Regions from separate parts of the Homo sapiens genome. Here all the other regions are linked to region 1. The links are chromatin loops, found by intact Hi-C in ENCODE. Cell type or tissue: CD14-positive monocyte. All regions are shown on one strand.

Region 1 (8,000 bases):
ATGTAGGCGGCCAGCATGGAGAACTGCCATGGCTCAGCCAGGTAGTACTGTGGGTACTCGAAGGGGCTGCGTACCACACCCGTCGCATTGGAGAAGGGCACGTAGAAGTTAGGGCCTTCTGTGCCATTCATGGCTGTGGCCCTTGTGGCTGACCCGTGGCTGCTCCCACCCAAGAATGCTGCGAAGGCCTGAGCTCAGCCACTCAGGGCTCCAGCTGGATGACTCTGGGTTCTGACCCCCCCAGACCCTTATAAAGTGACCTCCCCCTCCTAAGCTCCTGGCTGAATCAGCATCTGGGAGATTGGGGGTGTTCATAATCATATTAATCCCCGCTGCAGAAACTGAGGGCCTAATTGGCTTCTAAGAGGGGCCAAGGTGACACTAGGAGGAAGCCTGAGGTCAGGGAGGAGAGGTACTCAGGATCCAGGAAAAGGGAGGAGAAGGTCCCCTAACTTCTGCATGACTTGTCTGTCCCAAGGTCCCAGCTCAGTCTGGTGGCCTGGGTTTGAAATAGGGACCATGGGCCTCTGTGCTATGTCCTCTGGACAGCTAGAGACTTTCTGGTTTATTCTCCCAGTCTCTCATCTCGTCACACAGCCCCTTACCTGTTCGTTCCCCCACAAGTTACCTCTGGAGTCATCCAGTCCCCACACTCCTCTGACAGGAGGAGCTCCATGAGGGCAGGGGCTGCAACCTGCAGCTTCCGTTTCTGGTGCCAGACACATAGCCTAGGGCCCAGGAGCCCAATCCTTGTTGCATGGAATTGGAATTCACTCTCTTGTTCGTTCATTAAACATTTATTTGCAGGCCCCTGGGAATACAAAGATGGAAAGAAACAGCCCTGCCCAGAGGAGCTCAGGGGCTGAGGAGGACTCAAATGTGGGAAGAAGCAGATTCCGTCCAGGGTGGCTGTGAGGTTGTGGAGACAGGGCCTGACTGCCTGGGGGTTGCAGTCTGGGAGGCCATGTTTGGGCCTTTGAGAGAAGGAGCAGTTTGCCAGGTGGCTAGGTGGGGAAGATCTGGGCTGGGGGCAGTTGTAATGGGTCTTGAACGCTAGGCCGGGGAACCTGGCTTTATCCAGAGGAAAGTGAGCAGTGGCTTGGGCAGATCACTGGTGTAGAAAGGTGACTCAAATGCCCCCAAAGATGGAGTGGAGGGAGGGAGGATGGAGGGGGCTACCAGAGCAGGGGAGGGGCAGAACCCTTCAGGGGACTCCAGTCTGAAGGGGAGGCTGGCCCTGGAGGCAGCAGACAGGGCACTGTTGGGGGAGGCCTAATCAGCCACGAGGGCCTCAAATGCCATGTACCAGGTGGCCCCACGAGGGCCGATTCCAGAATAGCAGGATGTACCGTGAGAAAGAAAGTAGTCAGAGCCTTGGGGGCAGATGACTGGGGGAAAATGGAGGCCAACACTGGCAGGTCCCCCTCTCCCCGTCGTCCAAGCAACATGATGACACCTCCCAGGAATGAAGTGGGGTGTCTGGGGCGGCCTGTGCAAGTGCTGAGAGTGCCCGACGTGCGGCCGCTCAGTGACCACTGTCCAGCCAACATGTGTATTGAGCACCTACTGTGGCCCAGACAAGGTGCTTGGTCCTTGGGGACACACAGGGTACACGAAAGAGCAAGCTCCTGCTCACAAGAAGCCAGTGTTTTTGTGGGGTGAGGGGGCACAGGGACCACAAACAAATAGAAGAGCGAATAACAGTAGGGACAGTTCAGTCGCAGCCACTCCCAACACAGGAGGCTTCTCTGAGAAGCTGGAGCTTGAGCTGAGAACGGAACAACAGGAGGAAGCTTCAGGGGAAGGACATCCAGGCGGAAGGACCCCTGAGAGTGCAAAGCCCTGATGCCTGGGAAATATCCCTTAATCTCTCTCTCACTGTCTCTCTTCCCACCCAGGATTCCCAGATCTGTCTGCTCAGAAGAGTGCCCCCTTCCCTGCAGCCCACCTGGGCTCCAGCCCCCTACCTGGCCTGGGTGGTGTTGGGTCTAACAGCGTTTGGCACACGTGGCAGGGCTAAGGCAGGGCGGGTGGGATGGGGCCTCTCGTAGTTTAAGGCGCTTGGCCTGGTGATTATGCCCAACGCTAATGAGGTTAAGGTGAGGGTTTGATTCTGACGTGGACCCTCATGGCCAGAAGGAGGGTGTCCTGGATGCCTTGGGTCAAGACTGACCCACAACTGGCCCCTCCCTGGCCGGGCTGAGCCCCCATCCCACACAGCTTAGCAGTACCTCAGCATCTTGCTTTTTGCATAGTGCTTCTGACAGCATGGAAGCTTTTTATTTGTGTTTTGTGCCCGTCTCCCTGCCTGTAACATGAGTCCACAAGGGTAAGCCTGGGTCTGTCTTGCTCACAACAGGGTTCCCAGAGACCAGCATGGTGCTTGGCCTGTAGTGGAAAGAGGTGGGATGATGTCTGTTTTGTTCACTGATGTGTCTCCAGGGCCTGGCACCTAGAAGGTGCTCCTGAATATTTGTTGAATGAACGAGTGAGTGGGGGAATGGACCTAGATGATCTCAGTACTTCCCCTCTCTGTCTCAGGTTCCTCCTTTGTGAGTTTCACAATTGCAACCTCATGGAGCCCTGGTGATGGGGAACTAACAGCCATCACTGAGGTGACAGTGCTCTTTATTCTGTAAAGCTTGACGAAGAAAAAAAAAGTTTTGAGACAAGGTCTCTGTCGCCCAGGCTGGAGTGCAGTGCCACAATCATAGCTCACTGTAGCCTCTGCCTCCTGGGCTCAAGCGATCCTCTCACCTCAGCCTCCTGAGTAGCTGGGACCACAAGTGCACACCACTAGTTTTTGTATTTTTTGTAGGGGTGGAGTCTCGCTATGTTGCCCAGGCTGGTCCTGAACTCCTGGCTCAAGCGATCCACCCTCCTCGGCCTCCCAAAGTGCCAGGATTATAGGAGTGAACCACCGTGTCCGGCCCAAGAAATTTTTTTTTAAACAAAAAATGCTCTTTGTTCAGGAAAACAGACTCATAGTGAGCTGGAAGGGTCATTCGAAGTCACCTACTCTGACCATCTCTGCTATATCCATTTTGCAGATGAAAAGACTGAGGCCTAGCTCTGCAGAGTTGCTCAGGTCCCGTTACAAATCAGTGACAGCCTGGGCTATAACCCACACAGTCAACTGGGCTTCCTGGGGTATCAGCTTCCCAAACCTGGCTATGCCTCCCTCCCCTCATCAAAGATAGCTCTCAGGAAAGACCAGCCAGCCATTCACACCATGGTATAAATGACTAAAGAAAGGTTTAGCTGGGGTAATGGAAAGGCCCTAGACTGAGTCACACAGGCCTGGCGTGGGGCAGTGGAAGCCTCGAGGAGAGGAGGCTGGATTCTAGCTGGTCTTTGAGTCACCATGGTAGTCCTGCTTCCTTCCCCTCTCTGGGCCTCAGTTTGCTCAGACGAGGAAGCCTCAGTGTGGGGTAGGGGCACACCCATCTATACAGTAAACCTCACCTGCTTTCTCCATGAGAGCCTGGTTCGTGAATCTTTAGACCCTATGGCCTTGGTTTCACTGTTCTCCCTCATTGGGCAAGGCTCTTTTCCACCCACCCTTACATCTGGACTGAGGCTACACAGCCTGGGTGCAGCCAGCTACCCCGCCCTCCCGAGAGTGTGCTTCGGTTCTCCACTCTGTAAAATGGGAATGATAATAGTGCCTACCTAATAGGATTATTGGGAGTGCTTGTAAGTGATCAATATATTTGTTGCTGACAGTATTAATCTCTTCCTGAGTCTCCTTCAGGTCTCCGCTCACACTCATGTCCTTGGAGAGACCACCCCTGACCATCCTACACACCAGGCACCCCCACCAGGTTTAGCTGTTTTGAGACAGGGTCTCACTCTGTCACCCAAGCTGGAGTGCAGTGGTGTGATCTTGGCTCACTGCAACCTCCTCTTCCTGGGTTCAAGCGATTCTCCTGCCTTAGCCTCCCAAGTAACCAGGACTACAGGCATGTACTGCCATGCCTGGCTAATTTTTATATTTTTAGTACAGACAGGATTTTGCCATGTTAGCCAGGCTGGTCTCTAACTCCTGATCTCAAGTGATCCATCCGCCTCGGCCTCCCAAAGTGCTGGGGTTACAGGCGTGAGCCACCACACCTGGCCTATTGTTTTTTGAGACAGGGTATCACTCTGTGACTCAGGTTGGAGTGCAGCGGCATGATCATGGCTCACTGCAGCCTCAACCTCCTGGGCTCAAGCGGTCCACCACCTCAACCCCTGAGTAGCTGGGACCATTGGTGTGTGCCACCATGCCTGGCTAATTTATTTTCATTTTTGTAGAGTTGGGCTCTCCCTATATTGTCCAAGCTGTTCTCTAACTCCCAGGCTCAAGTGATCCTCCTGCCTTGGGAGCCACTTGGGAGGCTGTAATCTCAGCCTCCCAAAGTGCTGAGATTATAGGTGTGAGCAACCACACCCAGCCATGTTCAGTTTTTACACAGTCATTACCATCAGCGACTATCTCATTTGTCTTCTTAAAACAATTTTTAAATGTTTTTTAGAGATGAGTCTTGCTCTGTTGCCCAGGCTGGAGTGCAGTGGCGCAATCATAGCTTACTGCAGCCTTGAATTCCTGTCCTAGGCTCAAGTGATCCTCCTACCTCAGCATCCCGAGTAACTGGGTCTACAGGCATGCCACCACACCTGGCCTCATTTGTCTACTTATTGACTGACTTCCCATCTATTTCTAGAATGCAGGACCAGCCTGGCCTGTTCATCGCTGCCTCTGAGCTCACAACCCATAGGAGGTGTTCAATAAACATTTGTTGAATGAATGAACAACTCCTCCTGCCCCCTATGAAGAGGGTCTAACTCCCCACTGACCACTGAGGAATCTGGGGTATGCAGGGTCAAAGTTCCTCTGCAGAGCTGGGATTTGAACACAGGCCTGGCCAGCACCCACACCTTGTGTCGGGCAGTCCAGAGAAACCCATGGTGTGGGTGTTGGCCAAGCTGGCATGTGGGGGGCTTTCTAAGCCAAGATGGCTGGATGCAGCCATCTTGGGGCACCCGAGTCCCAGCCCTCGGGAGCCCGGCTAGGGGCTTTGCCTTTGCCTCGGTGGATTAGGGGCTTAGCTTGCAGGGCACAAATCGCTCTTCAGCCTCTGCAAGAGAGGAGCTGCTGTGAGAGGAGCTGCTAGGTCAGCATCCTTCTCCTCCTTCTCCTCCTCCTCCTCCTCTTCCTTGGCTTTCTTTCTCCTGGTCCCCCACATGGCTCAGCCCCACCAGGCTGCGTCACCAAGGCTACATGAGGCCTTCAGCGGTACTGAGAGCATCAAGGGGGAATAAGGGAGGGAGAAAGACCAGCTCTCATTCCCTCCTTCCTCTTTCTCTTTTCTACCCTAGCATTTGCCAAACTCCTTATATGCGCCAGGCCCTGGGGACGCTGAGGTGGATCCCACATGGTTCCTGCTTTCAAGGGGCTCCCAGTCTCAGGGGGTACTGATCGGAAACTAAACATGAGAGATGAGCATTTTCTCCCAGTCCCAGTGCTGTGGGAGCCCAGAGGAGCAAAAGGTGGACCAGGAGGGTCAAAAGAGTCTCCCAAGCAGGGCAGGTAGGGAGGGCCAGCTGGGCCTGGAGGTGCTGGGCCCCCCAGGGTGGCGTGCTGGGGATAGAGGGCAGGCCTAGGGGTCTGGGTGTTGGCTGAATTGCATGGGCAGCTACTGCGGGTGGCAAGCAGGGAGGGCCATGACGAGGTCTCCATACCAGGCCAGTGTTCTGGATCTGCAGGGGGAGAATCAGGGAGGCTCGGGGTAAGCACCCTGCCCAGTGGTGGCCTCTGCTGTGGGCACACAGACTCCAAGCCAGGGAAGAGACACAGAGCGACCTTGGAGGAGGGGCCTCTGCCCACCTGTGTGACAGCCACCAGGGGCTCCTAGCTTCACAGCCTTGCTGGGGACAGATGGGAAACCAAGGCCCGGGGACCTCCAGCTGCCTGAGGTGCGTCTCCAGTCAGGTCCACCTGAGGCTGCTCAGTCTACCTCTCCCTTACTTCCTCCTTCCAAGAACATGGGCACAATGTTGAGCACTTGGAGATGAGAGATCAGGACCAGTCCCAGTCAGATGGGGTCTCCCTATATTGTCTGAGCTGGTCTCTAACTCCCGGCTCAAGCGATCCTCCTGCCTTGGCCTCCCAAAGTGCTGAGATTACAGGTGTGAGCGACCACACCCAGCCATGTTCAGTTTTTACACAGCCATTACGATCAACAGTTATCTCATTTGTCTTCTTAAAACAATTTTTAAATGTTGTTTAGAGATGAATGTTGCTCTGTTGCCCAGGCTGGAGTGCAGTGGTGCAATCATAGCTTACTGCAGCCTTGAATTCCTGTCCTTGGCTCAATTGATCCTTCCACCTCAGCCTCCTGAGTAGTTGGGACTACAGGCTAAAGGCCAGAATCACTGCCCCACCGTGCAGCCTTCAGCAGCTGCTCCTCTCTGGCCTCAGTGTCCTCTTAGTTCAATGGGCATCACCAGGTCCCTGTGGTGCCTTCCTTGTCACAGGCACTTGAGGGGTCAACAGGATCATCATCCAGCGCTGTTCACAGACGCAGACTGAGGCTGGAACCTCAGAGTCAGAGCTGGAGGGGGCCCTTTTGTGCAGATGGGGAAACAGCCTTGGAGAAAAGACTGGACTTGGTTCAGACCCAGATCAGGCTGAGAGAGAAAAGCAGCCAGACACAGGGCTTATGCACAAAGGTTGCACCCAGGTGCGACCAAATATGCCTTGGCTTAATGCATATTTGCTGAATGAAAAATAACATGACTGAGGCTCAGTGTCATCACCTGTGTAATAGGCAGCCTTGGATGATGCACGGAAAGTGCATCTGAATGAATAGGGGTCCTACTCAGGCCTCTAGAGCTGAGCTTCCTGGGGCAGCAGAGCCCGGCACAGCACACTCATTTTTGTGTTCTTCGGCTGAGGGGATGCATGCTGGAGTCTCGGCTGGAACCCTCCCCTGCCTCCAGCCAGGGACCATCTGATCTGTCACTGTGATTGACTGCTGGGTAGCTGGAGCTGTTTTCTCCCTCTCCCCTTTTTCCCAGCCATATGCAAATGATTTCAGTTGAAGTCATGCGCTAATGGAAATCCTAACACATTAATAAATGTTTAGTGAGAGAGCGCATGCATGATGGTAAGTAATTAGACACTCGACGGAGGAGTTCTGTTGGCACAACTGTCTGGCTCCCTTTCTTTATTTTCCTCCATCATCTCCAGAGAGATGCGGAGGGAGGCAGGGAGGAGGGGCGGTCTGGGGTGGGGCAAGGGCTCTGGGATGGGGCTCTAGCTCCGACACTTCCCACTGGGGGCCTCTGCAGCCACTCTCCTTGGGGTCTCAGTGTCTGCGTCCCTCCAGTGGGCATATTTGCCCTGCCCTGACCCCTGCACAGGTAGGTTGTAAGGAATCAATACTGCAGCACGAGGGGAGGGTGCGTTTCGGCATGGCATGACAGCCCACACCCTCTCTCCTGCCTGTGCCAGCTGTTCTTGGGCTTTTCATGAAGTGCTGCATTGCCACCTCTGGCAGGTGGACTGGGGGTGAAAGGGGCAGGGCCTTGGGGCTGGACACATCATGGGCCGCCCCTCCCAGGGCTGGAGGCAGCCCCTGGGCCCTGGCAACCCCCTTCCCAGCCCCACTGGAAATCATAACTCTTCCTTCACAGGGCTGCTGAGAGGCCTGAGACAGCATGGAACGTGGCTGGTGCCAAAAACGTCCCCCATACATGTGAGTTCTCCTTAGCTTCTGTGTGCTGTTCCTTCCATGCCCTCAAGCTGTTGGACTGGACACCAGTGATGCCTGAGGGAACAGACCTTGGCAGTCTGGAATCTCAAACGGAAACCCCCTGCTTAAGGAGCTGTTCCAAAGGGAAGAGTCTCCATTGGGCTGGGGCTGCTCTGTGGGGCTGGGGAAGGTGGATGGAAGAGGGCGGCTCCAGAGCCTGGACAGGAGCCTTGACTGGGCTACCAAACAGGAGCCTTTTTT
Region 2 (8,000 bases), 74 kb before region 1:
CAGCGACAGATTCAGAACCTAGACTTTGCATCAGGCTGCTTGGGTTCAAGTCCCACTTTGTCACTTCCCAGCTGTGTGACCTTGGCCAAGGAACTTAACCTCTCTGGGCCTCAGTTTCTTCATCTGTGAAGTGGGGACAGTAAAAGCAATCCTTATCCCAAAGCATTGTTTTAAGGACTAGATGAATCGATAAATGCAGCTCAGTGTACCCAGTACACAGTAAGCACCAAGCAGATGGCAGTTCTTCTTGTTATTACTCTAAGGGACATTATTAGCACAGGTCTCTGCTTGGTCCTGGAGAGCAGTTGCCTAATCTGGCTTGTTCTGCAGCTGTAAACACCCCACCATCTCCTACTTCTAGCCCCAGATGACACCTCCATAGACATTTACTAAGTCCCTATTGTGAGCCCAGTCCCATGCTGTGCCCTGGGGAGCCAATGGCAACTCACTTTGTTTCTACTCTTGTGGGCTGGGCAGGTGAGCCGAGGACGGATGTGTGACCAGGCCCTTATACACAGGGCAATGCGTGCCGCAAAGGGAGAATGAGGGTGGAGGGAGCCCAGCGGAGGGGGCGGAGGAGCAGGAGGAAGCCAGGTGAGGCCGGAGAAGAGGAAAGGCATCCAGGCAAAGGGAGCAGCCTGTGCGAAGGCTGTGAGCAGGCTCGAGGGGGTCTGCGTGGCCAGGCGAGTAGAGTGGGAAGCACATGACACAAGGGCCAGGGAGGCCTGGGGAGACCGTCCTTGGGAGTCTGGACTTTATCCTGGGGTCCTGGGAGCCATGAAGGGTTTTAGCCAGAGAAGTGGAGTGGTCTCAGCAGGCACCTGAGTCTCCCCGCTGCAGAAGGGGAATGCTCGTGAATACCTGCCTCTTAGGGCTGTTGGGGGTATTAAATGAGATCATTTATGTACCTGGCGCCTGTTTGCAATGACTACAATTCTTCTACCTATTATTTTAGAAAGCCCCTAGGTAGCTGGTGAGAAGGAGCAATGGAGGAGGGAGAGTGGCTGAGAGGCTGAGGCCGCCTCCCGGGAATAGATTCCTTCACTCAGTCGCAAATATATCTTGAGCACTTACTGTGTGCCAGGCTCTGTGGTGGGTGCCAGATGGCAGTGGGGAGATGGGGCCGGCCTTGTTCTCTGGAGACATGGCTGGCCTGGTCTGCAGCAGTGCTGAGGGCTTGGAGGGTGGCAGGTGGGCTCTGGACAGATTTGGGGGCTGGGATGCAGCCCCAGTGGTGGGGAGTGATGGGATGGAGGAGCAGAAAGCTGCCCAGAGTCAGGCTCAGCAACAGGATAGATGTTGGTACCCATGGGGTGGGGCATGTGATGGGGTACCTCTGGGGAAGAGGATGAGTTTGGTCTGGGGAGAACCAGGAGCCTAGAATCCTTTTTTCTCCTGGTCCCATCTGGCTGGATTTCTCTGTCACTGGCACTGGGTGGCCTGGGTGGGGCTGCACATGGGGCAGGACCCCAGGGCCGAATGACCTGCAAGTGGGGCAGCTCAGCCAGGCCTTTGGAAACCCAGCCTCTCGCTCCTGCTTGAGGGTCTCACGAAGAACCCTGGGCCCTGGCAGGAATCCCTTGAGCCGCCCACAACTCCAGAGCCTGGGTCAGGATGGCCTCCCGACATTCCGGGTTCCCAGCTGACAGGACTTGCCCTCTGCCCTCCACCTTCTTCCCGAGAACCCAAAGGGAGAAGCTGCTGAAGTGTGAGGCCAGAGGCAGAGAACCTCGGTCCCCGCAGCCCTCAGAAGTCCCCAAATTTGTCCCTGATTGTTTTCAACGTATTTGGGGCAGTTAAGATATTTTGAGAGAAACTGAGTGAAGAAATTAGCCTCCATTGCATGTAGCTTGGATCCCTTTCCTCAAATCACAACCTGTTTGGAGTGCAAGCCAGTTGGGAAGTTGTTGAGTGCCACTGATGGGGGAAACTGAGGCACAGCATCACCCAACAAGGTGGGGCAGACTGAGTCTACCTTCCTTCCCCAAGTCTTTCTCCCCAACCTATGAATGACCATAATATTTGTATTTTTAAAACAAAAGGAATACCGACAGGCCAATGTCAGTGCAGCATTTTCAAGGTGTCTTTTTATAGTAAAGGTGGAAAAAAAACCATCAGGCAGTTTTAAACTGGCATGCAGTGGGTGGGTGCACGTCGTCAAGAAGACATTTTTTTGCACCAATTTAGGGGCTGAGATGCCAGGTGGGGGCGGAGGGAGAGAGAGCTTCCAAGATGGGCTTTACATTTGGGTTTGGGCTGGGGGCTGGGAGTGATCTCCCAGTGACGAAGGGTGCAAGCAGAGACACTTGGCAGGATTTAGGAGAGGGGGTTCTAGGAGGATTGGCTGAGATGACCCTCTGGCCTGGAGAAACAGATAGGGCTTGGACCAGGAGACATCCCTCCCAGCCCTGAGAATGTCTCGACCCCCAGGTACATGGGCATACAGTCCATAAGCTGTGTGTCCCAGGGCCAGTCATTTACCCTCTCTGGGCCTCATTCTTTCTCATTATAAAACAGGTCTTATGCCTCCCTCCTAGGATGTGGGTAGATTAAAATCTCAGGGGTGTCTCTCTCAGCCTACTCTGGCTTAGGGGGCTGCCCATAATAAAAAATAAATACATAAAATAAAACCTCACATGCAGTGCCCAGGAAATGGCAGGCACAGGTATTAGTATCAAGAGGGAGAAAAGACACCAGAAAAAACTGGCCTCAGTGGACAGGGGATGCTCAGAGGAGGGAGGGTCAGGGCCTTGGAGGAGATGAGATCAAATAGGGCCTGAAGGCAGGCAGGGGTGGGTGAGACGCCTGGGTGCAGCAAGGGTGTGTTGGGTGCTGTCCCAGCCCCAGCACAGAGACTGAGATGGAGAGAATGGTCTCTAGTGCCCGGGCTGAGGAGTCCAGGGCAGCACTGTCTTGAAGGCAAGAGGCCTGTGGGCTCCTTGGAGTGAATAAAAACCGTCGCCGAGCTCGCGCTCTGCAGGCCTTTTATAAGCACCTACATGGTTGACCTCATGGCTGCCCCTCCCCTGGTCAGGCAGACAGTGCGTCATCATCATCCCCAGCTTACAGAAGGGGAAACTGAGGCCAAGAGAGGGGAAGTGACTTGCCCTGGCTCACACAGCTGGGGAGTGAGGGTCTGGATCCGCAGATAGAAGCAGGAGTCCTCTTCCTGGTGGCTGGTGAGCTGTGAGCTCTCCGTGGTGGGGAATTCTGCAGTTCCCCCTCTGGCTGGGCCATAGAGATTCAGGCAGGGCCCATTGTGATAGCAGTGACTCAGGCGGGCTGGGGCATCTGCAGAGGCCAGGCCACATGCTGGGGGATGGGGGCTGACCCAGCTTCCTGAGGAAGTCAGGGGAGGCAAGGAACTTCTAGTTGCATTTGTCTGAAAATGCGATCATCAGCCTCTGGAAGGAGTGAGCCCATGGCCCTTTGGGTGTGCAAATGAGAGATGTGGGTTCAATGGTCAGTGTGAATGATGGTCCACCCAGGAGGGTGAGTGGGGGATCTGTCAGCGCCCTGGATACGCCCACAGTGAGGCCTTCCACAGCCAGGCAGGCGCACATCGCTAGGTGAGTGCAGGACCCTGGGGCCAACTTCCCAGATTCAAATCCTGCCTCTGCCCCTTCCTAGCTGTGGAAAGTCCCATCCGTTCTTGGAGCCTCCATTTTCCCATCTATAAAGTGGGCTGAGCGCAGGGAAGACTGGAGTGGCCTGGCGGCATTCAGCAAGGGCCACGCGCATCGGGCCCGGCAGAAACGCCCTCTGCAAAGTCCGATTCACCCGCCTGTGACTCCCGGTCTCCATGGAGATTAAGGAAACCAGCTGGGTTCCATGTCCTGGTTGCTGCCGTGAACAAAGACGCGTGGCGTGTACTGGGACAGGAGCGGGAGGGCAGGAGCCCCGGGAGAGAGTGGTGCCTTCCCCTACCTGGGCCTCCGTTCTCCGACCCTGGAGTTGGCCCATGGAGTGGCAAGGAAGCCTTCCCTCTGACACCAGAACTGCCCCATCATGTCATAATTACTGTGGTTGTTGCTTGAGAACTTTCTCTGTGTTAGCCCTTTGCAGAGCACTTTACATATCTTTTAATCTCCCCAGAACCTGAATGACATGACTGTTATCCCCAGTCTATGGAAGGGGAAACAGAGGTCCAGAAGGGTTAAGCATCTTGCCTGAGGTCACACCGTGGTGTGTGACTGTGGTGCTCCAGGTGGAGCAGGCTTCTGGCTGTAGCGCCTGTGACCCCTCATTCCTCCAAAATCTTTGACCGAAGGGGTGTGAGCCAGAGGGTGTCGGAAGGGGTGAATGGGCCCATTTTAAAGGTGAGGAAACTGAGACCCAGGGAACTTCTGCGTCCGCCGAGGCCCCTGTGAGAAGCAGTGAGGGCCTTTCAGGGTGGCCTGCAGAGCTGCCCAGCCCCAGCGCCCATCATGGTCGCGGGCTGGGGTTAGGATGACCCCCTGGTGTGGACTCCTGCTACCGGGCCTGTAGCTGTCTCCACCCACACATACCAGAGGCCAGCACCTCCTTGGTAACATCGCATGCCCGTCCAAGCTCTGGGTGGGGAGCTCTCTAGAGTATGTGAGTATGGGAGGAGGCTCAGCTTGCTACAGGACAGCCCCCAAGAGAGACAAATTGGACCCTCTCCAGGAGCCCCCAGAATGGTGAGGGAGGAGGTCATGACATCAGACAGATGCCACACACTAACCAGCTCATCAGAGGAGTGCGGGAGGGCTTCCTGGAGGAGGGGAGGTTGGAGCAGCACTTGACAGATGGGGCTGGGGAAGGCATTCCAGGCAGAGCACACGATAGGGGCAAAGGCTCAGAGATGTTGGAATGTGGCTTGGGTAGCAGGCCGAGGGGAAGCTGAGAGTGTGCTGGGCCTTGCCTGCAGGCTAAAGACTTGGATGCTGTCATGTGGGCTGCGGGGAGCCAGCAGGGCTTTGGGGAAAGGAGAGACATGGCTGATCTGGTTCCGGAAGGGACCCTGTGGCTGCTGGTCTGTATTGGCCCTGCCAGGTGCTGGCAGGATCCAGGGGCGGAGGCGCTCACCCGGAGCCCCCACTGTGGCTGGACCAGGTAACTCCCGAGGGCCTCTCCAGCTCTGACAGCCATGTGGGGATTGCCATGGAAACCAGCCGGTTCCCGAGTGGGGACAAGCCCAGAAAGTCTCTGAGTGCCAGCCACGTGGACTTGGATCCTCACTGCCCCCCAAGTACAGCCGTTTTCTTCTTTCCAAAGGCCATGTCTGAGCCAGGGCCGAACCAAACAGACCGCCCAGACAGGCATCCAGTGGCAGGGGCCCTGCTCCACCCTGCTCGGCTGATACTCGATGCAGTCAAGATCTGGGGGCCAGCGCCAGCGGGGGCCCTCCCCGCCTAGTCCACCGTCCTTTACCCTGAAACTTGATAAATCATGCGCTGGAGGGGGAGGGAAGCTCGCAGCTCCATTACGAGTCCCGGCAAGGCCCCAGTGGGGCGTTAATCATGTAGCACTTTATGCTCTGATCGGTAAATAATGGGGGGGGGCCCGCAGGCAGAGGCCTTGGAGTGGAGGCCAGGCCCAGGAAAGTGGCCAAACCCCCTTGCCTGTGCCCTTCTCCAGCCTCTGCCCGCTATCTTTGTTTGAGGTGACTGAGCTCTCTAGAAGCAGCCATCACCTTGATGGGCCTCAGTTTCCCCAGCTCAAAACCCAGGGTTTTTCCAGCTCCAAGCGGCTGATTTCCTGGCAACCATTGGTGGCTCCCAGCAGAGCGGCGGGTGGGGAGGCTGTGGTTAAGGGCGGGGATCTGGAGCCCGCAGGCCTGCGCTGGAGGCTTGGATCTAGCCATTCCGGCTGTGTGCCCCTGGGCAAATCACTTCAACTCTCTGTGCCTCAGTTTCCTTTACTGTAAAGCAGCATCAACTCTTTCAGGGTGTGGTGAGGGTTGAATGAGATAATACAGAAAGAGGTCTCAGCACAAAGCAGACTGCACACAGCTGCTTGCTACTGTCACTCTACCGAACTGTTACTATGAGAAAGCTGCCCCTCCCCATCCTGGGGCTGGGCCTCTGAGCTCGGATGTGGGCAGCTGGAGAGAGGGCCCCGTTGTCACCTCTGTGTCCCCAGCTCATGGAATCCAGCCCGGAGATGTTTGCGCAAGGCTCCAAGCAGCCCTGTCTTCTTGGCTGTGTCCACAGCGGTCGTGCGATGACTCTGGGACCAGCGGTAGAGTCCTGCTGCAGAGCACAGCCTGCGGCCAGGCATATGGGCTGGACCCCGAGGAGACCAGGGGCTGGGGAGGAGGGTGTGAGATCGAACCTCCAAGTCCCCCCAGCCCCAGGAGGGAACTGCCAGTGTTCCCTGGAGAGGCAACTATTTCTCGGCTCCTGGCCTGGAGTCCCTTCAGGGGAGGAAGCTGGGAGGGAAACTGTTCCAGGGCTTGGAAAGACTGGCTTCGTGCTCTGCCCCTCCTGCTGGGGGGAGGGAAGCCTTTTCCCTGGGCCAGGGAAGAGCCGCTGGCTGCCCATCCCACACTGTGCTCCTCTGGGACCCAGGGGGAGGGGAGCTGGAAATGGGGCCAGGCCGGGCCGGAATGAGAAACAGCTTCATGAAGGGGGAGCTGGGTGTCTAGGGGCTGCGTCCAGCTAACTAAACAATGGCTGCTTGAGTCAGCGACTGTGGCGGTGGTTCCCAGGCGCCAGGGCAGAGCAGGCCGAGGCCAGAGCTCCCACTACTGTGTCCTTGGTGAGGGCGGTGTAGCCCATCCAGCCTCGGATGCTTTGACTTCAGGAAGCGGTGGAGTGGCTTGTCCCTGTCCTCGGGAGCTCCCGAGCCTCTGCTCCGTGGTCTGCATAGCTAATTGGGAACATTTATTGAGCACCTACAGTGCTTAGCACTGAAGGCTCCTATGAGCTCAGTCCTTCCATAAGCCCTAGGTGGTGGGTGCTATTGCTGTCTTATTTTACAGATGTGGAGTCCGAGGTTCAGAGGGGATGGTGCCTCCCATAGTGAGGTAAGAGCTGTGAGACTTAGGAGTCAGGAGCCTCAGCTTTCTCATCTGTAAAATGGGTACGCAGCAAGAGTGTGTGTGTGTGTGTGTGTGTGTGTGCGTGCGTGCACCCCCAGGGCTGTAAGGTGCCCCCAGTAGCTGTAGTGTCACACAGTAGGTCCTTAATCCAGCCAGGCTTGTGACCTAAGCCTGGGGCTTGTCCTTCCAGGCCATGCCTGTTTGGGGTGGGTGGGCAGATCATGCCCAGTCTGTGTGTTGGCCCTCAGGGCGGCCTGGCTGGCTGGCTTCAGCCCTTCCAGATGGTGTCCAGCTGGTCTGGATAACCTCAAAGCCCTGGAGCTGGGTGACCCGCCTCTTCCAGAGGGGTCAGGGAAACCAAGGCAGGCCTCCCCGAAGGGTCTGCCAGAGCTGCTGTGTCCTTTGCCGTTTGTCTGAAGCCTCTGCTCTTCTCTGTGCCTTGGTTTCTCCAACGTGCTCCTCCAGGCTGCTTTTCCTCTGTGGCTAAGGCCAGGCTTCCTGACCATGGTGCTAGGCCTGGTTGGCCATCTTCTCCCTACAGCCCCTCCAGGAAGCCTCTTGGTCACCCCTGAAGGCGCTGGTATTTACTTTCTCAGCAGCAGGTGGTCTCCTCCCTGGCATGGGGGCTGCTGCCAGAGGCCACCCAGGACCGAGTCCGTCCTGCCCCCTCCCAGGGCTGGCACACAGTGTGCCCATGGCTCATTCCTTGCCTCAGTTTACTCTCAGCAGAGGTGTCAGCTTGCACAGTGTTCTGAGAGGCAGTGCATGCTGAAGTGGAAGGAGCTGGGGTCTGGGAGTCACAGGTGTGGCTTCATACCCTGGCCTGGCTGTGTGCGGCTGGGCTGCTGGACTGAGACTGGACACAGTCCACAGGCCACCACTGAGCCCGTGCCACATGGGCTCCACTCAGGGGAGCCCAGGAGGACTGGCCCTACCTACCTGGGCTGTCCAAGCTGAGGGAGGAGTTGGCGGGGACGGGGGCTGAGAGAGGCCA
Region 3 (8,000 bases), 92 kb before region 1:
AATCATCCCCCACCATTCAACTCCCGGTGCTGAAAATAGCGCCACCCCCAACTCTTGCCTTCTCCCAGCATCCTCCCCAAGGGGCCTGGGGTCACACAAATGGAAGTGAATTATGGGCAGTGGGGATTCAGACCTGCTGTAAATTACACGTGGCTGCAACTGCTAAGAGCCTTTTCCGGGGCTTATCATTTAACCTCTCAGCTCCTCCCCAGTCACACTGGGCCTAGCATTGGGTGGGCACGAGAAGGTCCCAAGGGTCAGGGCTCCGTCCTGGGCTTCCTATGCCCAAGCCCCATGCATGGCCTTGAGGTCTGGTGAGGAGACTGGGGCTAGAGTGGGTGAGAGGAGGCAGGCGGAGGCAGCTCCTGCTTCAGCACCTGCACGCTTCTGTCTGGATGGGGATAAGCACCTTGCACTGTGGAGGGTAACTCGCAGATGGGGACACTAACCAGGGTATTCCCTTCCCCTACCTTCCCCATCATTCTGCAGCATGTGCTGACACTAACACCAATGTCCATCAGATAGTGGCCAGAGTTTCCCGGGGTCACAGCTGTACCTCCCTGTAAAAATCCAGGTCCCCCAACCCATCGCTTTCCCCTCTGCTTTTTGTTTTGGAGACAGGGTCCCGCTCTGTCACACAGGCTGGAGTGCAGTGGTGCGATCATAGCTCATTGAACTGTGGACCTTCTGGGCTCAAGCAATCCTCCCACCTCAGCCTCCTGAGTAGCTGGGACCACAGGCATGTGCCACCTCGTTCTGCCTCCATGTTTTTTTTAACAGAAATAATACATATTCTTTGAGGAAAACTTAGAAAATTCAGACACAAAAAAAGAAAAACTTCAAAACTGGCTGGGTGCAGTGGCTCACGCCTATAATCCCAGCACCTTGAGAGGCCAAGGATGGGGATCACTTGAGGCCAGGAGTTTAAAACCAGCCTGGGCAACATCACGAGACCCCCGTCTCTACATAAAATTTTTAAAAATTTAAAAACAAACTCTACCACCCCCCAGCCGCCCTACCCTAGACTAGAGGTCATAACCCAACAATGCTCCTGTGGGTCTGTCCTGTGTGGTCCTGCCTCTCCTTGGCCCCATGTCCTGGGTCTGCCCACCCTCGGTGGCCAGGCCTCAGGGTGCCCATCTAGTTGCACAGCCCATCCAAGCCCAGATCCTTTTGAGGCAGAGGTTTCCCAGCTCTGGCACCAAAAGGGAAGTGAGAATGGAGAGGCAGCAGTGGTGGTGACATGGGTCCAGCTGAGGATGTGAAGGTGCCCCTGAGCTGGGCTGCCCGTGGCTGGCCTGCACCGCCTCTTTTCTGGGATGGAGGCTCCCTGGGTGCTGCTCCCCTGCTGCCCGGCCAATTCTATCCTTGGGGTCCCTGGAGCCCCGGGTTGTGATGCAGGGAAGAAGAGGGACCCTGGTCCCCAGAGACTCCCCTGAGCCCCCTGCCCAGGCAGCCCCTGGCTTTGACTCAGTCTGCCCAGCCAAGCCTCTCGAGTGAGGATGGGGAAATTGAGGCCTGGCGGGGAAGGGGAACCTGGCTGGCCCTGTTTTCAGATAGAGACTGAGCCAGGACTAGAACCTTGGCCTGGCAGGTCTGTGCCCCCTTCCCTGAGCCTGCTCCAGACTTGGTGGTGGCTGCCTCTGGAGCAGTTTTGGAGTCCCCTGGGCCTCCTGTACCCCCTGAGGCTTAGAAGCCAGAGAGATCTCCATGACCACACAGAGCTGGGTTCAAGGCCTCTCTTTGGCCTTCTGGAAAACGGGGCCAGGGAGAGCCTCTGCTCATGTGCTCATGTGGACAGTGAATGAGATCACAGCAGGCCCGGCCTGTGCAGTGGCCCAGGACGGGTGTCCACTGGGTTGGAGGGTTTGGGCTGGAGGCTGTTCCTGGTGGGCCCCAGGTGTGGCAGGACAATGGGCCTGGTGGCTGCATCTGTGCTGACGAAACCGGCTTCCGCAGGGGCCCCACAGGGCTGCCTGTTTTGCTGGGGAGAGGGTCTTCCCTCCTATCCTCTTCCTCTAGGCCTCCTTCCTGCCACCCTGGGTGGTGGTCCAGCCTTCTGTGCAGGTCTCAGCCGTCTCGCCCATAGTGCCGGCGGCCGCCTGCCCCTGTTCTGACTCACTTCCTACTTCTGGGAGCTGGAAATAGCCTCCCCTGGATGGTGGGACAGGCCGGGGGCTCTACCCCCACCCTGTGCTCACAGGTGGAGGAGCATCCGCCTGCAGTGTCTGGCCCTCAGGTCCCAGCGGTGGACGGGACAGAGGAGGACCCTGCCCTGTGCCATCTGCAGACGTTAATCAAACGACACAGCTGCCGTGCAGAGCACATGAGGACGGCTGAGCCACCGGGGCAGGCGGGGTGCAGCCCTCAGCCGGAGGACCCTTGAGCTGAGCCGGATGCATGGGGTGTTTATGGGCTGGGGGGAAGTACAGGTGGTCGCAGGCGAGGGGGACGGTAATGACGAAGGCCTGGTGGGAGGCAGTAGGAGCGCAGGTATGACTGGAGTGGGTGGGGCCGCCATGGAGATGGGAACCTGGGCTAAGGGACCTGGCTTTACCCTGAGAGCGTTTGCAGGACTTGAAGTTGGAGAAAAACAACACAACCAGATTTGCAGCTTGAAAATGTCCCACAGGAAAAGTGATTTGAGGAGAGGAAGGGAGGAGGGCAGCAGAGAGAGGAAGTGGGAGGGGAGGTCCAGGCGGGAGGTGACGGCTCAGACGGGTACAGTAGTCTTGGGGCTAAAAGGGACAAACTGACTAGGGGACTCGGGGACTTCTGGGCCTTTAGTACTCAGAGTCTAAGCAGGGGTGATTGGGAAGCAACCTCTGGACAGGTGGGAGGAAGGGACGGGGCATCCAGGTGCCTCCCGGGTTCTGCCTTGGGCAGCTGGGTGGGGTGGTGGACTGGGGACATGCAGGGTGGGACTGTGGGGGATCTCAGCCTCGGTTTAGGACACTTACTTGCATTTGAGCCTCTAGCCCTGCCACTGCCACAGCCCCCCATTCACATTTTGGGGGACACACATTGGGGTGGGCGGCAGGCCGCGGGTGACAGAACACCATCTACAACTTACAAGGGATCGAGGAAGACACTGACGTGGGCTCAGAAGGCCCCAGGAGCTGCCACCCCCAAGGCCGCAGGACTTGTTGGTGAAAGGATGCCCTCCTCTGCCTGACCACCCTCATGGTTGTCTCACCTGCCTTCCCTGGGGTCTCCTGCCTCTGCCTCCCCCTCCCACAGCATCTCCCGCCATGTGCTGAGACAACAGCTCCCAGCCCAGCACCCTCCTCGGCCCCCATCTCACTGAGGGTGCCTGTCAGGGTCCTCACAGTGGCCTCAGGAAGCATTAGCTGCATTGACTCCAAAAGTATGTTTCCACCTCAGACCTCGTAGTCTTGATTCAGCCATGCCCTGGGGGCTGTGCCAGGGATGACTGGGCTCCTGTGAGCCGCCAAGGTGCAGCCTCACCCCAGACTTGCAGATGGGAAAAAGGCTCTGTCCAAGGTCCCACCGTGCAGAGGGGCAAAGCTGGATTTGAACCCAGATCCTTCTGGCTCCACAGCCTCCTATGTTGCATGGGGACCCCAAAGTGCCTCCTCCTGCCCGCCAGGGGCTGTGAGCTGGGGGAATGGAGGTGAGACTGGCATGACTGTCCTGTACATCTCATCCCAGCTAAGTCACGTCCTCCCTGGAAAACCTGTATTTTAGAGACACAAACCCTTCTCGGGCCAGGGTGTGGGTAGCCACCTTCCCTGACAGGTGGGTGAGTGGCAGGTGGGGATACCGCAGGAGGCCAGGGGAGAAGGTCAAAGCTGCCTCCCCGTTGGCTGCCCTGGAGGCTACACAGGAGTGGGCACCAGCCCAGAAGATGTTGGGAGGACGTTCATTCATCTCCTCTCTCATTTGTTCCTTCATGTGTTCATTCACTCTCGTGAGCCTGCTTAGAGTTTAACCTTCTGCCTAGTGATGGGGGGACATAGGTATGTTCCCAAAAGACTTAGCTCTTCAGATGCCTCCTGGTTGGCAGAGGAGCCAGAGCAACAGAGACAGCATCACCTGGTGTGGGTGCTTGGATGGTGGGAGTCCAGGGTACTGTGGGGGTAGAGGAGGAGGAAGCCTAACCCAGCCTGTGAGAGCTGAGAAGGCTGCCTGGAAGAGGAGCAGCCAGATCCAAATCTTGGAGACACCAGGAGACTTATCCAGGGGGAGAAGGCAGGAGGGAAGTTCAGGGGCCTGGTAGGACTGAATCCCACACTGACAAGGGGACTCGGGGACTTCTGGGCCTTCAGGACTCAGAGTCTAAGTAGGAGTGGGGAAGTCACAGGGGAAGCCACAGGGGAAAGAGGGTGGCTCATCCCGAGATACCCAGCTGTCGTTCTCGTAAGGCTGCTCTTGAGTAAGGAGGGATGATGTCACCCAAAACTCCCTAAAGAACTGGTCCCAAGTTCCTCCGCAGAGAGGACTCTGGCCAGGGAAATCCAGAGTGAGTGTTACTCACAGGCTGGGCTGCCCTAGCTTAAGGGCTGATCCCCCCAAGGCCAGAAGCTGGACCACTCAAGGTTGGAGGCTAGACCACCTCAGATCAGAGACTGGATCATCCAGGGCCACCCAAGGTCAGGCCGAGGCCTCCAAAGCAGAGATCTGGCTCTTGGAGATTGACTATAAAATCGCATGTTTCATGAAGAAGCCCTCATTCAGCCACAGGGCATCAGGACCTGTCAGAGGCCCTGACAGAAAAGGTCCCGATAGCCTCCAAGGCCCAAATCCCCAGCGTGAACCACAGACCCTGGGCCCCGGCAGGCCTTGGCTCCCAGCCACAGCCCTCGTGCAAGTCCACTCCATCAGCCTGTTGCCCATGCAGACCTTGGCTTGTACAGCCACCTCCACCACATACCAGGAATTCCCATGTGTGTGCATGTGACCCCAATATGCACCCCATGCACACGAACACACATTATACCCCTCCTCACATGCACGGCACCCCATCTTTGCACAGACCACCCCCTCATGCCCACATGCACACACACAATGGGGTATCCCTGAGACAGGGGCTTTCACAGGCTGGTACAGGCTGTGCAAGAAGCTCACTACAGGGCGGGACCCCTAATGCCTCTCTCTTGGTGGCTGGGAGCTGGGCCAGTGTGCTGCGGCCCATGTGCTGTGGCCCCTGCCCTTCCTGGACAGCTCTGGGAAGGTTCTTCCCCCTTCAGAGCCATCAGCCTGGGGTGGCAGCTTCCACTTCTGTGAGCGTGCACAGATAAACAATCCCTGTGGTGGCTGCCAAGGGGAACCCGCACCCAGTGGAGCCCCTGTGCCCAGAGGCTGGGCTGGTGGTTGGGACCCTCTCAAAGTTAACACCCCCAAGAACGAGCCCTGGATCCTCCACCAGCCTGCTGCTGGCCTCTCACCCTCCTCTGCTCGCCTCTCACCCTCCTCTGCTCTGCCCACACGGGCCTCTGTCCTCCAGGGCTCCGCCCTTGCTGTGCCCTGCCTGGAAGGCTCTCTTCACCCTCCTGACTCTGCTGCATCCTGCAGATCTCAGCCCCAGGGGCCCGAGGAAGATGGGCTGGAGTCCCCTTGGGAGAAACTTTTCCAGAACCACCTGGTATGGCTCCTTTGTAAGATGGGTGGCTCTTTGTGGTTGTGTAATTATTTGAGTTATTTGGTTAAAGATTATTTGCCCCCTGGGGTAGGGCTGAAGACAAGGACCATGCTTGTGGGCTCACTATGATATCCCAGTGCCTGGCACATAGTAGGTGCTTAGTTAAGGGTTCTTTCTGAAGGAAGGAGAAAGGAAGGAAGAAGGGAGGGAGGGAGGGAGGGAGGGAGAAGAATGACCCTCAGTGTTCTATTCCGCCCAGGGTTTTGCTTGTGTGTCATGAGATGAGGGACAGGACCCTCAGAACTCCACCAGGAATCAGGTGTGAACGGTCACCTTGAGGGCCAGTGGGTGTCCCAGATGAGGCAGGAGGTGCAGGAGGGCTGATGTGGCCTGCTCTTATGAGGGGCAGTCAGTAGGGCCAATGGACAGTGGGGACAGGGAGGTCGCTTTGGCAGCATCTGCCTGGCACTGCCCAGGGAGGGGGTCTCCAGCAGCCAACATGACCATCCTGCCTGCTGGGGGGGCATGTCCTGGGGTGGTGCTGGCAGCCATCTGCCCAGCCCAACATTTATTAGTAGTGATCGTGTGTTCCACCCTGGAAGCGCTCCCAGTGCACTGGGGAAGTCACGTGCCCTCGCACTGGGTGATATGAGGTTTGATAGGAGGAGCTCTAAGTGGGTGGAGGAACTCCTAATACTGCTTTGAGGCTCAAGGAAGTCTTCTCAGAAGGTCTTTAGACTAGGTCTTGAGGGAGGCCTAGGAGTTCACTAGGAAAGACTTTCCAGAGAAGGTGAAATTGGGTTGGGTCTTGAGGGATACAAAAAGTTCACTCAGAAAACAAGAGAGGAAACACCTTTTCTGGACACTGGGTTCTCTCTAGGGGCTCATGTAGGCCATCAGACCAGTAAGACCACAGTATTCCGGGACCCTGCTCACCCATGCCAGCCTCTCCTGTACGCCCTGTGTGTGACCGTATGGGTGAGGGCCCCTCCACTGCCCCATCCTAGAGCGGTTGGGATTGTGCCAGTGTGGAGTGTGCTCGGCACACAGCAAGTGCTTGGTCGGAGTGGGCTCTCAGAATCGTGCAGCTGGTCCGAGGTGGGGCCATGTCTAGGGTCTGCAGCTTGCATACTCGTGACAGGCACTCACCCTGCTGCAGGCAGCCCTTCCTTCTCCAGACCCAGCAGCAGTTTCAAAAGATGAGTGGGGCCTTGTCAGTCCCCACTGAGTTGGCTGGAACCAAGTGGTGAGGTTGGGGCCACTGGAAGGGAAAGGCCTGGTCGGGAAGCAGGCTCACCTGGATTTTAGCTCACACCTGCCCGGCCTCCCTGAGGCTTCCAAGGATGGCTTCATTCCCAGCCAGGTCTCTCAGGAAGCATGGAAGGTGAGAAAACAGTTCTCAGAAGTTTACTGGGGCATAAAGGGAGCCAGGAAGCCTTACAGGGTGGAAACGGGTCTGAAGTGGGGTGTATGTGCCAGCCCAAGACTTAAGAGAACCCCTTGGGGCCCATTGGCACTGGGGCCTGGGGCCATGGAGACTCAAGTTCATTAAGAACAGGACTCAGGCCGGGTGCGGTGGCTCACACCTGTAATCCCAGCACTTTGGGAGGCCGAGGCAGGCAGATCACGAGGTCAGGAGTTCGAAACCAGCCTGACCAACATGGCAAAACCCTGTCTCTACTAAAAATACAAAAATTAGTCGGGCGTGGTGGTGTGTGCCTGTAATCCCAGCTACTCGGGAGGCTGAGGCAGGAGAATCGCTTGCACCCAGGAGGCAGAGGTTGCAGAGCTGAGATCGCACCACTTAACTCCAGCCTGGGCGACAGAGTAAGACCCCGTCTCAAAAAAAAAAAAAAAAAAAAAGAACAAGGAATCTGGAATCCAGGTTCTACCACGTACTAGCTGGTGACCTCAGGCAAGTCACCTCACCTCCTGCCTCAGTTTCCCTACCTGTAAATAGGTATGTTCACGGTAGGGTTATTGTGAGGTTTAAATACATTAATATATGCAAGGTGTTTAGAACTGGGCCTAGCCCATAGAAGGGCACTAGAAGTGTCCGTTGTTTTGGTACCTGCTATGAAGCATAAGCTCATGCACTTGCTCTGCAGGGGTGGGGGTCGGGGGGCACTGAGGAGGCTGAGGTACCTGGGGGAGCACCCACTAAGTGACAGACTCCAGGGAGCCACTGAGGAAAGACCCAGCCCCTGCTGTCAGCAAAGACCAAACTTGATCAGCCAACTCTATTGGAAGCCAGAGGCCTCATCTCATTTTGCAGAAGAGGAAATTGAGGTCCAGAGGAGGGTGCAGGTCTGGAGGGGGCAGGAAGGGTCTTGATGTGAAGCCCTGACGGGGGCGGGGGCAGAAGAGCTGGCCTGTGTGCATCTGATAAAACACGAGC

What was found. Hi-C counts contacts between places; a loop is a spot of excess contacts. Peaks named below come from ENCODE experiments on the same cell type or tissue, not always from the same donor. Only the 100,000 strongest peaks of a DNase experiment are listed, where the experiment ranks them.
Region 2: a loop joins it to region 1, with 2.4 times the contacts of the local background. A loop is called at or near these places in 4 of 110 quality-filtered maps.
Region 3: a loop joins it to region 1, with 2.7 times the contacts of the local background. A loop is called at or near these places in 2 of 110 quality-filtered maps.

The regions. Positions count from the first base shown.
Region 1 is chr3:129,520,865-129,528,864 of GRCh38, reverse strand. RHO (rhodopsin) reads right to left here and starts at 226. Exons shown (of 5, transcript NM_000539.3): 1 at 1-226. The coding sequence starts at 131. RefSeq lists an enhancer at 1-275 and a silencer at 2,473-2,673. In CD14-positive monocyte, no CTCF peak of the experiment used is centred here; DNase peaks (open chromatin) are centred at 2,554, 3,324 and 5,284; H3K27ac peaks cover 4,179 bases.
Region 2 is chr3:129,595,009-129,603,008 of GRCh38, reverse strand. All of the region lies in intron 1 of PLXND1 (plexin D1), which reads left to right. Among named protein-coding and RNA genes, the nearest start is that of PLXND1, 7.7 kb to the left of the region's middle. RefSeq lists enhancers at 1-74, 6,060-6,791. In CD14-positive monocyte, no CTCF peak of the experiment used is centred here; DNase peaks (open chromatin) are centred at 3,218 and 6,118; H3K4me3 peaks cover 4,225 bases; H3K27ac peaks cover 6,140 bases.
Region 3 is chr3:129,613,305-129,621,304 of GRCh38, reverse strand. It overlaps LOC124909431 (a long non-coding RNA gene), which reads left to right and starts at 5,504. Exons shown (of 2, transcript XR_007096079.1): 1 at 5,504-5,605. RefSeq lists enhancers at 6,085-6,379, 7,691-8,000. In CD14-positive monocyte, no CTCF peak of the experiment used is centred here; DNase peaks (open chromatin) are centred at 1,224, 2,114, 4,374, 6,244 and 2 weaker places; H3K4me3 peaks cover 5,033 bases; H3K27ac peaks cover 5,671 bases.